2 separate regions of the Homo sapiens genome follow, and region 1 is linked to region 2. A link is a loop called in an ENCODE intact Hi-C map of the cell type or tissue named here. Cell type or tissue: Calu3. All regions are shown on one strand. Each heading gives the region's core, and the rest is flanking DNA. Links, peaks and the distances in the headings are about the cores only.

The links. Peaks named below come from ENCODE experiments on the same cell type or tissue, not always from the same donor. Only the 100,000 strongest peaks of a DNase experiment are listed, where the experiment ranks them.
Region 1: it touches region 2 in a loop (9-fold over the local background); 8 of 110 quality-filtered maps call a loop at or near these places.

The regions. Positions count from the first base shown.
Region 1 is chr1:46,753,686-46,760,949 of GRCh38, reverse strand. No RefSeq gene overlaps it. Among named protein-coding and RNA genes, the nearest start is that of EFCAB14, 38 kb to the right of the region's middle. In Calu3, for the core only: no CTCF peak of the experiment used is centred there; DNase peaks (open chromatin) are centred at 3,169, 3,569, 4,029, 5,939 and 1 weaker place.
Region 2 is chr1:46,853,595-46,860,858 of GRCh38, reverse strand. It overlaps the pseudogene CYP4Z2P. Among named protein-coding and RNA genes, the nearest start is that of CYP4B1, 58 kb to the right of the region's middle. In Calu3, for the core only: no CTCF peak of the experiment used is centred there; a DNase peak (open chromatin) is centred at 2,988.

The DNA.
Region 1 (7,264 bases), core at 1,118-6,117, 100 kb after region 2:
ACTTTTGCAAGAACTTGCACTTATTTTTTATAACTCTCAGCAATTATTTTCACTTGCTTGTTCAATGCCTGTATCCCCGACTAGAATTTAAGCTCCATGAGGAGAGGGATTATGACTGTCTTCTTCCACTACTATCTCCACAGCACTTAATAAATACTAGTTGAATAAAAGAGGAAGTGAAGAAGAACACTGGGTGCAGAGCCACCAAGAAATCTGCAAGGACGAAAAGTATCCCTAGGATTCTGGATTTAGGAAGTCATTGGTGACCTTGGAAAGCACCATGTCAGTGGAGATGGGGGTAGAAGCATGAGTACAGGATGTTGGTAGAGACAAGAAGTCAGGGTATATAGACAACTCTTCCAAGACCTATAGATAAGAAGTGGAGGGCAGATATCTGGGTGGTATTTGGAAGGAATGTGGTGTCAGGTGAGTGTTTTGGGATTTGGCAAGTGCTGGGGGGACTTGGACAAGCTTACAGGCTGGAGAGAAGATAGAAAGCAGAGAAGAGAGGGGATGAACAATGACACAAGCCCAGGAGAAGTAGGAAGGATGGAGTCTATGTCACATGTGGAGAGTTGGCCTTAAACAGGAGGAGGGACTCTTCACCCTCTGAAGTTGGGGGAAAGGAGCTGGGGATGGGTATATTAGGTTATTCTTGTATTGCTATAAATACTTGAGACTGGGTAATTTATAAATAAAAGAGTTTTCATTGGATCATCATTCTGAAGACTTTACGGGACACATGGTGCTGGCATCTGCTTGGCTTCTGGTGAAGCTTCAAGGAGATTTTTACTCACAGCCAAAGGTGAAGGAGGCACAGTCCAAATCAACAGCCTCCTATAAATTTTATTTAACAGTAAGGAGCAAGAAACTAAAGAATACCAATGCATATTTGAAAAGGAATCAAATACAACTTCTAAAAATGAAAAACATACCAATTAAAATTAAAAATTGAATAGATAATTTTAATAACAGATAAAACTATGCTAAAGGGAGAATTATAAACTAGAAGAGAAATATAAGAAAATGTTCTACAATATAGCACAGAGGTTTTTTTTAATACAGGAAATTAACTAATAAGCATGCAGAAAAACTGAAAAGAGCTAATCTACATTTGATCAGAGTTCTAGAATAAGCAGAGAGAGTGCAAGGAAAAGAGACAATTTGAAGAAATAATAAGTGAGAATTTTCAGAACTAATAAAAGACAACAATCTTCAGATTCAAGTCTTTAATAAATTCTAAATGAATTAAATCAAAAAAGAAATCCACATCTCAATACATCATAGTGAATCTGAAGAAAAAAAGATGATCACCAATAAAAGAAGAACAAATTTTTTTGGAGACAGGATCTTACTCTGTTACCCAGGCTGGAGTGCAGTGGTATGATCACAGCTCACTGCAGCCTTGACCTTCCAGGCTCAATCGACCCTCCCACCTCAGCCTTCCTGAGTAGTTGGAACTACAGGAAATAAGCCTGACTTATTTCCCTATTTTTTGTAGAGACAAAGTCTCGCTATGTTGCCAGGCTGGTCTCAAACTCCTGGGCTCAAGGAAGCCTCCAACCTTGGCCTCCCAAAGTGCTGGAATTAAAGACATGAGCCACTGCATGTAGCCAAAGGAAGAACAATTAGACTAGTGACTTTCTTATCAACAGCAACAGTGTAACCAGAAGATGTAGAATAACTTCAAAGTCTAAAAGAAAATAACTGTCAGCCTAGATTTGTATATGGAGAAAAATTATCTTTCAAGAATAAGGAAGAAACAAAGACATTGTCAGGTAAATATTAAGCTGAGAGTTTGTCACCAACAGACCCTCACCAAAGAAAAGTCTAAAGAATATAATTCAAAAAAGAAGGCCGGTCCCAGAAGGAAAGTCTGAATTGCAATGGTGAGTAGAGAAAGTGGCAAATGCACAGGTAAATTTAAATAAACATTGACTGTGTAAAACAACAATAATAATGTCTGTGGAATTTTTTTTTAAAGATAGAACTAAAATAGCCAACAGTAATCATATATAGGCCTGGGGGGAGAGTTAAAGTGTTCAAAGGTCCTTGAATTTTCAGAAGGGAACAAAGTATCCATAATTTAAATTTAATTTATTTAATTTATCTAATTAAATAAACTTTAACTTTAGACTTTGTTATCTGAGGTATGCATGTTAAAACTCCTAAGTAGCCACTTGAAAATATGATTTTGAAACTTTCAAACTTGTAGGTATTAGATGGATTGAGAAAATATTTCAATCACTCTAAAAGAAAGCAAGGAAAGTAAGAAAAAGAAACACAGAAAGGTGGGGCAAATAGTACAAAATAAAATGGAAGAAAGATGATAGGACCCCTGGCGAAGGGAGTGGAGGGTAAGGGGGCAATGTTGGACTCAGCTGAGTAAGGGGAGAGTAGCGGAAGGGCTACAGATGCATACAATCATGGTGTGTCAGCCCACCCCCATTAATCTTCAAGAGCCTCCCACCAATGCATTCCTCAGATATACAATTTAAGAAAAGCATAGTACTTGCTATAAAAATGCAGAAAACAAGTGCTCTAGGTACTCCCCACCCCACTCCCAAAACATACCACTCATTCCAACCAGGGTTCTTGTGAATATTAAATGCTATCATCTAATTTGCAAGTGCATAGATAGAAGGTGCTCTGGACATGTTAGTGGAAATTCCATTGGGTTTCCCCTGAACTACAAGACAGAGCTCAGCCAACTGTAGGGATTCATCAAAAATGTAACAGGCTTGGTATCAGATGCAATGAAAGAAAAATGTCAACATGCCACACTGCCTGGAGACACAGAAGGGACAAGAGAACAGGAGCTAGCAGTTTAAAAACTCTCAGCATGCCATGGCCATTACACAACCAACCTGCCAAGGAGGTATCTCTGAGCTATGAGTGAGCTCCCCACTATCTCATAGCAAGCAGGGGCTGGGGCTCCCATCAGTAGGGGAGAGGAAGGTAACTAAGTCAATGCTTTCAGAAGCTCCTTCCTCTCTAGTTCAGGGAACAGGACTCACTTTTGAGCCAGATGGTGGCAGGTGACCCAATCTCCCGCAAGGACAACCAAGAATTGCTGGCACAGGTGCAGGTCGGGGCAGGTAATCAAATTAACAGAGCTCAGGTTACAGTAATACCATCCTGTGGGTTCTGCCCCTGCCCTTTGGCAGCTCAGGTGATTAGCACTCAGGCTTAGGATGAATTTCAAAAATGCGAAGGCTTGCTAAGTACCTTTGTCTCCCTGTTTGGTCTCCCACCCTGCCCTGGGAACAGCTCTGTTTTTGTGGTCAGGAAACACTGCCTGGCCCTCAGGCTTGGTGGTAGAAGCTGAGCACCTTTAGAAAAAGAGCTGTGCTCAGAACCTTGTTTGCTCTGACAAACTGCTTAATTGTATTAAGCAGTTGTTTTCACTTAACATCCTGTTAAGCAGGAGGAGTGGGGCTGTTTTGGCGACCTGGGTCAGAACCACACCAGCAGAATGACTCTGGGGCCAGAAATTAGAAAACAGTGGATGGAGGAGTGAGTGGATAGAAGAGTGAGTGGGAGGTAAGGAATGTGAACAGTGGTAAGTATTGCAGGATCTGGCCAGCAGCCCGCAATGCAATGGGGCTCTCTTTGTTCCCAGGTGATTGGCAGGTGGAGAAATAATAGACACACACAAAATAGTGAAAGCTGGGTCCAGGGGAGTCACCGCCTTCTGGTCCCTTGGTGCCACCAATGCACTGGATATACCAGCATTTATTATTAAGTTTAGTGAGGGTGGGGGTAGGTTAGTGAGGGATTTAGGGTCATTTGATTATGAGGTGAGATGGTCACATGGGGATGAAGTAATTTTTTAACATAACATCTGTATGCAGAAGTACATTATACAGAGATAAGAATTTACAATATAGTGTGTGCATCAGTAATTTCTAGCAGAGCCTTAAAACAGAAACACAGGCTTTCCATAACCTATGATTAGCAAGATATTAATCAGCAGTAACAGTTGCAGCAAAAGCTGGTTACAAACAATCCATAGAAACAGGACGTCAAGCTAGACAACCGGTTAGACCAGAAATTCTCAGAAGGGAGTATGCCTTAACCCTAAAGAGGCCTAGAAGAGCCGTGGCAAGATGAGGGCATTTATAGCCCTATCTTATCCATATGGACAGGCGCCCCTCATGCGTCCATTTATACGCTCTCCACCAGGGTGGCATTCCATTCCCAGAGCTATGAACATCTGCTTTTCTGGGATAGGAGTCTTGGTGATGTGAAACCTCCCTGACTGCACGTCCATTCATAGGCTCTCTGCAGGGGGAAGCACATCACGCACTGTTGGCTCATTCTGGCAGTCCAAGCTGGCATTGTCTTTACACAATCCTGCATGCAATTTTGTATTTACAATAATCAGGAGCATTTCATCTTTTATTCCGTAGCAATAGTTTCAGGGGGTCTCCCTACAGGTAAGGAATGTGAGTAGGAGGTAAGGAATGTGAACATCAACAACAAACTCTTCTGAGTATGGCTGTGAAGGGGAGTAACAGAGGAGCATCAAGGGTCCAGGGAAGGCTTCCCTACTTTAAAAATGGAGAGACCTGAGCATTTTTACATGCCAAAAGGAATAAGGTGGTGACTATAGGACGGAGGTGGAAATAAGAGATGGATCCAGGTCCCAACATGCAGGAGAACAAGAGGACTATGGTGCCAAACTAGCCAGGCCCAGGTGAAGCAGAGGCAGGAGAGTGGGGTAGGTGAGGATTGGGCTCTGAGAATGCTCCTCAGGGTGGAAGGAGACAGGCCTTGGGCAGAGGAGAGGCTGCCCTGAGCGGGAGAAGTGACTAGGAAATGGTGGCCAGCTGGAGAAGCCTAGGGACAATCAAGAGAACGGACGCAGAGAAGAGTAGGGGCTGGGCGCTGGCCATATCCGGGGGGAGAGAAGCCACCCTTAGCAGGTGGGCAGAGCCTATGAGGACTCTCATAGTGTTCCCAGACTGAACCAAGGGTCAGGCTGCTTATTCTCATGGCCCAATAACAAGATGCAGGTGAAATGGGAAAGAAGGGAGTTTATTTCTGTAACTGGGTACAGGGAGAAGGCCAGGAAAATATCACCAGACCAACTCAAAATTACAAAGTTTTCCAAAGCTTATACACCTTCTAAGCTATATGTCTACGTGTAAGTGTGCATTCATCTAAAGACATATGTGATTAACTTCTTTTAATCTATAACTGAGATCTGAGTCCTGAAGACCTTCCTCTGGAGCCTCAGTAAATTTACTTAATCTAATGGGTCCAGGTGCTGCGGTGATTACCCTTATCATGTCTCCTGCTAAATCATGGAGGTTTGAGGAGTTCCTTTAGTCCCCAATAAAGCTAGTTTGTGGAGGTCTGGGGAGTTCCTTCAGACCCCCAATAAAACTTGTTTAATCCTAAAGAGGTCCTGTTAAGAATTCCTTCATTATCTTGTCATGCTTCAAGGTCCAGGAAAGGCCTAGGCAAAACTCTTGGTGGGCTTTTGTTACATTCCAGCCTTTGTATGAGGGCACTGGCTCTATCAGCTTTTAATATTTAACCACTCAGTCAGTGCTAAAACGGTTGTCATGGAGGCCTGCCTGCTCAGCTATTAGTGAGACCTGGCCTGCCACAATCGCAACCTGGATGGAAAGCTCAGCCCAGTGACCAGTGACAGGGAGTCTGAGCCTCCATCAGGAGCTCATCTTCATCCTTCAAGGCCCAGCCTGGGAAACCTTCCCAGTCCACCTCCACCCAAAGCAGAGTGAACCCCTCCCTCCTGAGAGCCCCCACAGCCTTCTCTTGATCATTGCAATCCCTAGGTTAGGAATAACGCTCGAAATCCTAAGGAAATTGAACACTCGAACAAAGGATTCTTAGCAAAGCAATTTTACTTCTGCGTAGAGGGGTGCTTCCTTGGCAGTTGCCATGAGAGCACACCTGAACAAAGGGCATGGGAGCCTTTATTCCTGATGCAAGTCCTGCCCCTGTACTCTTTCCCCATTGGCCAGGGTCGGTTCATACAATCTAAACTAATCCCAGTTGGCTAAACATTTGATTTTTTTTAGATAGGATGGGCACATAAAAGAAAGTGGAGAGGAAGGAAGTAATGAGCTGGAAAGTTAGTCCTCTTTCCAAATAAGGAAAGGAATGTGAGCTGGTACTGATAACCCTTGGTACTGAGGCGTGCCTGGGCATCTAACAAAGGCAAAAAGGAAAAAGGAGAAAAAAAAGGTGGGGGTGGGTACTAGAATTAAAGAATAAAATATTGATCAGATTATTTGAAGAGAAACCTCATCATATCCCACAACTACAATAATGCCTGGAGCACCAAGATATTTAGACATGTTGATTTTTTTTCACTTTAACCATCATAACACACTCTCCATAGATAGGAATTATCATCCTCATTTACCAAAGGGGGAAACTGAGCCTCAAAGCGTTAAAGACAGTTGCCCAAGGCAATTCAGCCAGGACTTACCCGGGTGACCCTGGCCACAAAGCCCATCCTTTCCACTTTGCCACTGTGTTAGAACCACATAGGAATGGAGTCCAGTCCGTCTCCACCAACAGACCCGGAATGGTACTTATGGAGAGTATTTGTGGAGGAGAATCTAGAGACAGGTCATGTAGTCCAATCCTTTCATTATATAGATAAGAATATCTATAATATGCTGATAATATCTATCACAGGTAAGGAAACTGAGACTCAAGGGAAGGGACTTGCCAGGGTCACACAGCAAATCAATATTGGTGCTGGATTAGAACCCAAATCTGCTGACTCAGACCAGAGCTAGATGCATAGAACCTATAGTCAACTTTTAATCCCCTCCCTGGGGTCAAACCCTTGTAGCTGCCTAATTGTTTGCCCACTAATCCTATTAAATTCTATACTCCTCGACCTTTGGGTCAGAAAGACTCCAGGGCCTGGGAGTACTACCAACTCCCTCTTTCTTGCTCCCTCTGCCAAAGGAATTCACCCCAGGGAGCAACTCAGCCACCCTGCCCAGGCAGATCTGGGCTGGGAATCAGCCTACAGCTCAAAGGTTAGGCTGGGGTCTACTTTGGGACACTTTAGAGAAGACACAGATCAGAAATATTTATAGGAGCACAGAGAGAGAGGCTTGGTTCTGCGAGGGGCCTGGACATGATTTGGGGAGACAGCTCCAGACCAAGACCTGAAGAATGAGTAACTTTTACACTGTTAGTAGGAGTGTAAATTAGTTCAGCCATTGTGGAAGACAGTTTGGCAATTCCTCAAGGATCTAGAACCAGAAAT
Region 2 (7,264 bases), core at 684-5,683:
AAAAGCATTTCTAAATCTCAGGATCAAATCCATGAATCTTCAATCTTCATTCTCTCCTGAACCAACATCTCTATATTATATTACTAGCTTTCTGATGTGTTCAAGTACACTATGTGTGTTTTTGTGTGTGTGTGGTCCAAATTTTCTGGTTGTCATAGCAGGAGATATGAACTGAATTACTTAGTCCACCATCACTAGAAACAAAACTTGTTACCTTTTTGTTCAATTTGGATAGTTGTGTCTTTTTTCTCTAACATTCTCACCCAAAAATGACCAATTTTATTCATCTTTTCAATGAACCAATATCTAGCATTGCTGACCTTGTTGACTTTTTGCTTTTGCCTATCTCATTGATTCCTACTCTTCCCTAAACTATTTTTTCCTCTACTTCTTTGCATTTATTTTGCCTTTCCTATACCTGTTTCCAGGTGCATTCCTTTGCAGGCCCAGCCCAGAGCTGAAGGTGGCTTCCCACAGTCCCCACATGTGTTGAGCCCTTGATTCTGACTCATGTCTCCTTGCCCACTGCTCCACTTCTGGTTCGCAACAGAAGCATCAGCCATTATCTGCCCACTTCTGTGATCTCCAATCCTCCAATCCTCTTTATGGTCTCCTAACAAATGAGTTATCTCATTGATGCTTTTAAGAATATTTTTTAAAGTTCCCTGAGTTTTTTCAACTCTCTTAGTGAAGAAGGTAGTCTGTATTCCTACTACAGTACTATCAGAAATACTTATATTTTCATAAAAGAAGCACTCTAGATATAAATACAGCCCACATGTCTATCCAAATTTTCACAGATGTGTGATATTGGTCACAGGAGCCCTGGAATAGGTATGTCTCAGGATAAGAGCCCTATATCTTCGGCGAAAAAAAAGCTTACAGTTACATGTGAAAAGTGGTTCATGTTAAAATTTAGCTTTTCCTAAGACATACTTGATACATCTGAAGTCCTCCTTTGGGTAAAGAACAAAATCATTCTCAGTTACAAAAATGGGGAAAAGCTGGGCTTTCAGTGCAATGCCAAAGTGACTACTCCTCCTTTTCCTTTCCTCCTGTGCTTGTACCCAGGGAACACCTGAGCCAGATGCCTTACGCCACAATGTGCATCAAGGAATGCCTCCGCCTCTACGCACCGGTAGTAAACATATCCCGGTTACTCGACAAACCCATTACCTTTCCAGATGGACGCTCCTTACCTGCAGGTCTTAAAACAACTTTTTTTTTTTTTAACAATGCAGCTATGTTTGGATTGAAATGTCTTAACACACTCATGTCTTTAACAGTTATTTATCCTTAGACTCTGTGGAACCTAGGGCCATTCTTATTTCCCAGAGAGGGAGAAAGAGGAGAGAGCTCTCAGGACTATCTAAACAGGCACAGGATTATGCAGGTGCAAAGGTACAGAATCCTGCCATATGGACTGAGGAGTGGGTGAGGAGGCCTTCATGAAGCATCATGGCTTTAATGCTGAACCTTAAAGGACTAGATTTATATCAGCAAAGATGAGAGAGGCGCATTGTTGGCAGAGAGAAGAGCAGACACAAAGCAGCAGGCAGCCTGCCTTCTCCCTTCCCTCAGGCACACCAGCAGGGCATGTCACTGGAGCAATTGCTGTAATCCACCAGACTCCAGGATTCACAGAGGGAAGTTGTGGGACTATACCTGGAGCCATGATGTAGCCAGATCATAGTTTTCTGAAGGCCAACCTTTGTGTTCAGCCTTTCTCAATCAAGCAGCAGATTTAAGACATCTAAGCTGGGTAGCACGATTATAGTTATTTTTTAGAAAGATTAATACATTGGTGGGATGCAAGATGGATTGAAAGATGACATTAGAGATATAAAGGAATGAGCCAGAATTTATCTTTGACCTATGTTGAGGTGTGTTTCTACACCTTCCTCCAATTTAACCATCTTTCAAATACTGGATTTGATTGGGCATTTGTAGTAGTCTAATTAAATGTAGCAATATTTAATTGCTACTGTGCTACCATAGTTGCCCAATAGCAATTAAATATTTGTTTCCTACAAAATCAACTTTACTATTGTAACAACAAAAGGAAAAAATTATTTAGCACTTACTAGGAGCTGAGAATTGTTCCATATGTTTTGCATGTGTTAACTCATTTTATCCACCCATCCTCCTGCCCCCCAGTTCTGCTGTGGAAATACTAGTGTTATGCACATTTTAGCAAACAGGGACAAAAAGGTAAAACTTCATCTCTGGTAAATGGTAGAACTAGGACTTGAACCCAAGAAATGGGACTCTAGAGTGTGCTCTTAACTACTACACTACAGCAACAACTTAAGCTTTCTCTGGGATCTCTCCAGAGAAAGATCTTTGCTATCATGGGGATCTTTGCAATCATCTAGTATCTAAAGAAGTTTCCTCTTTTTAATTCAGTGTTATTTTTCACATAGTATTTATTGTAATATTTATTACCTACATAATATTGCATCTATGCACATAATGTTCCACGCACCTAGTTGTTCAAACAAGACAGCTCAGAGTCAACTTTTACTACCTTTTCCCTTAACCTTGCATTTCAATAATACTTAAATCCTGTCAATAATCTCTGGTTTTTTTCAATATCAATAAAATGATGATTTATTGCTGCCTTCCAACACAAGAAAATTATTTTCTCTGCTTCCATTCTAGATCACCTAAGCCCTGTAATCCAGAGTCTTAAAATCCCCCGACCCATACAAAAGCTACATGTTGAAAATGTGAGAATCAGCATGCCTTCTAATTTTTCCCATTCAGGTCCTTTCTGTTTCATGTTCCTTTCACTTTCCTGATCTTGTGGCTTTTGCGGCTGCTGCGGGTAACTTTCTGGGCTTCAGACAATTCTGTTGAGATCTGCATGGATGTTGGTGGAAGAGCTGGCTCCACCCGGCTGACTCAGTTTTAGGCGACTTATACGTCATCTCTGGTCTCCTGCAGTCTCTGCCCTTTCCTCCAAGTGCCTTCAAGGGCTGCACCTTAATCTCCCTCAAGCTACAATGAAGGGACAGGAAGTGCACACGCAGAGTTGCCTTCACCTCACTTTACATTCCTTTCCGCCACACCTTCTTGCCACACACAGAGCTTTCAGGCCTTCACTGGACCTCACGTGCTCATCTGTCTCATTTCCTGTTACCCTGCTTTCCTTCCTGCCCCTCTCATACACACAGGCACTCCACAACTTCACTTTCTTCACCCCAGGCTTGGATGCCTGGATTCATCACTCCAACTTCCCCTTTGGCAATGCCATCAACTTCCTTGAATATTTTCCCTTTCTCTACTGTCACTCATCAGTAATTCAACCAGCATTAAATTCCTCTATACGCTTTCTCTGCCCTGCTAATGGGCCCTTGAATACAGCTATAGCACAACAAAGCATGTGCAAATGGATGCCTCATATCCGCCAGACCCACCTCTTCCCCTGTATTACCCAAAAATCCTGTTTATTTCTAAAAAGAAACATGTTTATGATGCCTGCTTTCTCTCCCACACCTCACAATATCACTTACACATTTTCATCACTCTCTACCTGTGCCTGTGCCATGGCCCCATTCACTCTTGGCAAAAGACCTACTACATTATGTGTGCCCTTCTCTTCATTTGTTGGCCCAACAATTGCCTAGTAAACATCTGCTCTAGGCACTTTGCTTTGTTCTGAGCGTACTATGATGTGCAAAATGTCCAAAAGAAAGCATGTCATCTACCTCCTTCCCCTAAACCTATTCCTCCTCCTGGATTGCTACATTAATGAATGGCACCACTGTCTGTGAGTAATTTTAAGTGAGAAAGATAGAAGTCATCCTCACACCTCCACCATCTTCCTTACCCAGACAGTATCCAAGTCCTAGAATATCAGCTATTTCCTTCTCAACAACCTTGCTTCCATGGTCTCAGCTATTGCCTTTGTCAATCTTCATCTGCCAGAGTCCCCTAGTTTTTATATTTCCATACTTAGCTATCTACAAACCAATCTACTTATAAAAGATAAATCATAAGTCTAGGTAAATTCTAAGTTCCAACTCAAGAAAGCCACTTGGGTGATTCTGTTGCCACTTGTCCCTCCTAAGATCCTACTTATACACATACACTGAAATGCAAAAAGAAATAATCCCATAAAAGTGAAAAGAATGGAAGGAAAGTATTTAACAAACAAAAAGAGAGAGAGAGATTTTAATGAATTTATGAAATTAAAAAAGAAGGTAGGATTGGGCTGCCAAATTAAACAAGAAGAGAAATTCCCAGTTTTAAAAGGCAATGAGGGGGTGGCTGCAGAAAGACTTGCAGAGAGTAGAGGGTGGCTCTACTTTTTAATCCCATAGAAAAGGTTTAGAAATTGTGGTCTTAATAAGCTCAGTAAGGCTGAGCTACTTCAGGAAAAGTGTATATTAATCACCTAAAAGAAATAGTCAATCCTAAAAATTATATTTTATCTTTTAAAAGTTAACTTTTAATTTAGAGCCTAGGGTACAATTAAAGACTCTTTATTCTGGCAGAGAAAAGGGGATGTCCACTCTGCTAACAGATTGTGACCCAAATGATAACACAGATTCCTGGGAGAGCAGTCATTTTTTTCTGGACAATGCAGATCCCTTTTCACTAATCTTAAGAGATATTTTGAGCCTTGCTCAGAATTACCTAGATTTGTGGAACAAAGAAACTGGAGTTAGGAAGACAGATTTAGGGAGAGGAAGAAGATAAAATCAGATCAGTTGCAGGCAGTCATTAATCTGCCTTTCGTAAGTTTTTTTCCAGGGAATCTTCACTGACATTGAGTTAGAGTCATTGAGGTGTTTTCAGATTTTCTACATGGCAAAAAGAAAAAAGATGACAAACCACCAAAAGTTATGAATTTTATTTTCTTTTTGCCCTAAGGCTCCATGGAGATTTAAAACCTCAATAAAATAGGATGTTTTTCAAATTGTGTCTTTTTCTGACGTATTCTTGGTTTAAATATGTAATTTTGTTAGATAATGTGCATGCTTTTTTATTATAATGAATATGCTCATAAGGTGTCAGTGTGATTCTCTGGATTAATAAAACCCATGCCAGAAAAACAAAAACAAAAACAAAACAGATTCCCTCAATAGCCAATAACAGACCTATCAATGGCCTAGTGTGTGCCATGAATCTGATGGTCCAGTAAGCCTCAGTGGAGAGGGACATGGCCCAAAAAAATGGGTGTTCTATGAAATCTCCTAAATAATTCACAATCACTAAATAGAGCAAAACACAATGGGTTTTGTGCCACTCATGGGAGAGATCCATGGCAATCAACTAGACACTGGCTGTAAGCTAGAGCAAGCAGAAACTCCTAAGAAAGACAGTAACAGACTTAGGAAATCAAAAATATCTCATCTGAGGACACTGGCATGTGCCTGTAATCCCAGCTACTCAGGAGGCTGAGGTGGGAGGATCACTTTAGCCCAGGAGTTTGAGGCTGCAGCAAACTATAATCACACCACTTCCCTCCAGCCTGGGCAACATAGCGAGACCTTATCTCAAAAAAATTTTTTTCATTGACCATGAGTTGAGACTCACCCAAAGGAGCTAATAATTGATGAGCCTGTGAATCATACTTCTTAGGTATTAGCTACTACTGAACTTCAGTGGGCAGTCTGTTCTGATGATCTTGGTGAGACTTCCAGAAACCGTTTAAAAGAGAACAAGGCTTCTGGAACCAAAAATTGAAAAATGAAAGAATGTGTACTGCCAGGATATAAACCTAATCCAACCATAGAAGTTAGACCCTATGATTGAGGCTTGGGAGAGTTAAATAACATTGGGTTTTTGAAGCTCTAAACTTCAAAATCTCTGACCCATGTTAAGAAAGCAAATTTCTTGAATGTCCTTGATTAGCTAGCAATATGTGGATTAATCACTTAGGAAGAATTCGTTAACGGTGACCTGGCCATTTGTTTTTTGAAAGTGATCTTTGCTGTGTGGATGCAGCACTGTTATGGTGTCCCAGTTGCCATTCTAACCCAAATTAGGTCTTTACCTCAGTCAGTTAGCTAGCTGGTCATAACAGGATTGGTGAACTTCAAAATTAGTCTTCATAATGTTAAAAGCCACAGTTCATCATGAACATAAGACAGCTATGAATACCTATATATCAAGTTACACATCTGTAATTTTTTTTTTTTTTTAGATGGAGTCTCGCTCTGTCACCCAGGCTGGAGTGCAATGGTGCAATCTCTGCTCCCTGCAAACTCCACCTCCCAGGTTCAAGCGATTCTCCTGTCTCCACCTCCCGAGTAGCTGGGACTACAGGCGCGTGCCACCATGCCTGGCTAGTTTTTTGTATTTTTAGTAGAGACAGGGTTTCACCATGTTAGCCACGATGGTCTTGATCTCCTGACCTCATGATCCATCTGCCTTGGCCTTTCAAAGTGCTGGGATTACAGGCGTGCCACCACACCTGGCCCTGCAATTTTTTAAAGCAAACTATAGGAAATGAAAAGGAAAACAGACAGAGGCACCCTACTAATAGATTTTAACTGCCTTTCAAAGACGTACACAAATCAAAGTACACAGACTATCTAAACAATATAATTAATAAGATAGACTTTATGCGTACAATATTAAACTTTTTCCCCACTAATAGAGAACTTTCCTTTTAAGTACACCAGCAACATTCCTTAAAGTTGACGGTATACTAGACCACAATTTAAAAAGTTACTAAAAGAGAAACATTACAAAATAGCATTCTTTAAATGAAGACAATAAAAATGGAAATTAGCAACAAAAATTTTTCAAAAAGTTTCATTCATCTGGAGTTTTTTGTTTTATCCATTAAAAACTCTTGGGCTAAAGCAAAATTACAAAATCAAATCATGACCCTGAAAACTCTACATATGAGAATTAATGGTCTGCCACTAAAGCAGCATTCAGAAGAGAAGCTATAATAGTAAATGCGAAATATTTTTATTAATAAAAGAATTAAATTAAACACTGATGTCGAAAACAACTGGAAATAAATCAGTTGGGGAAAGAATAAAAGAGTAAACTAAAAGGAAACAGGTGAATTAACAAAGGCGAAAGCAAAAGGTAATGGTATGGAAAGCAGAACGGTTGCAAAACTAGTCAAAAAACACAATAGCCAGTGGGGGAGGGGCTGGTCAACAAAGAGACACACCACGAACTAATATTACACAAGTGTATGCACAGAGACTTGAAAAACCAGGAAAAAAACTAGATAATTGTATAATACATAATTTACTAAAATTGATACTGGTAGAGATAAATAGTCTAAGCATGC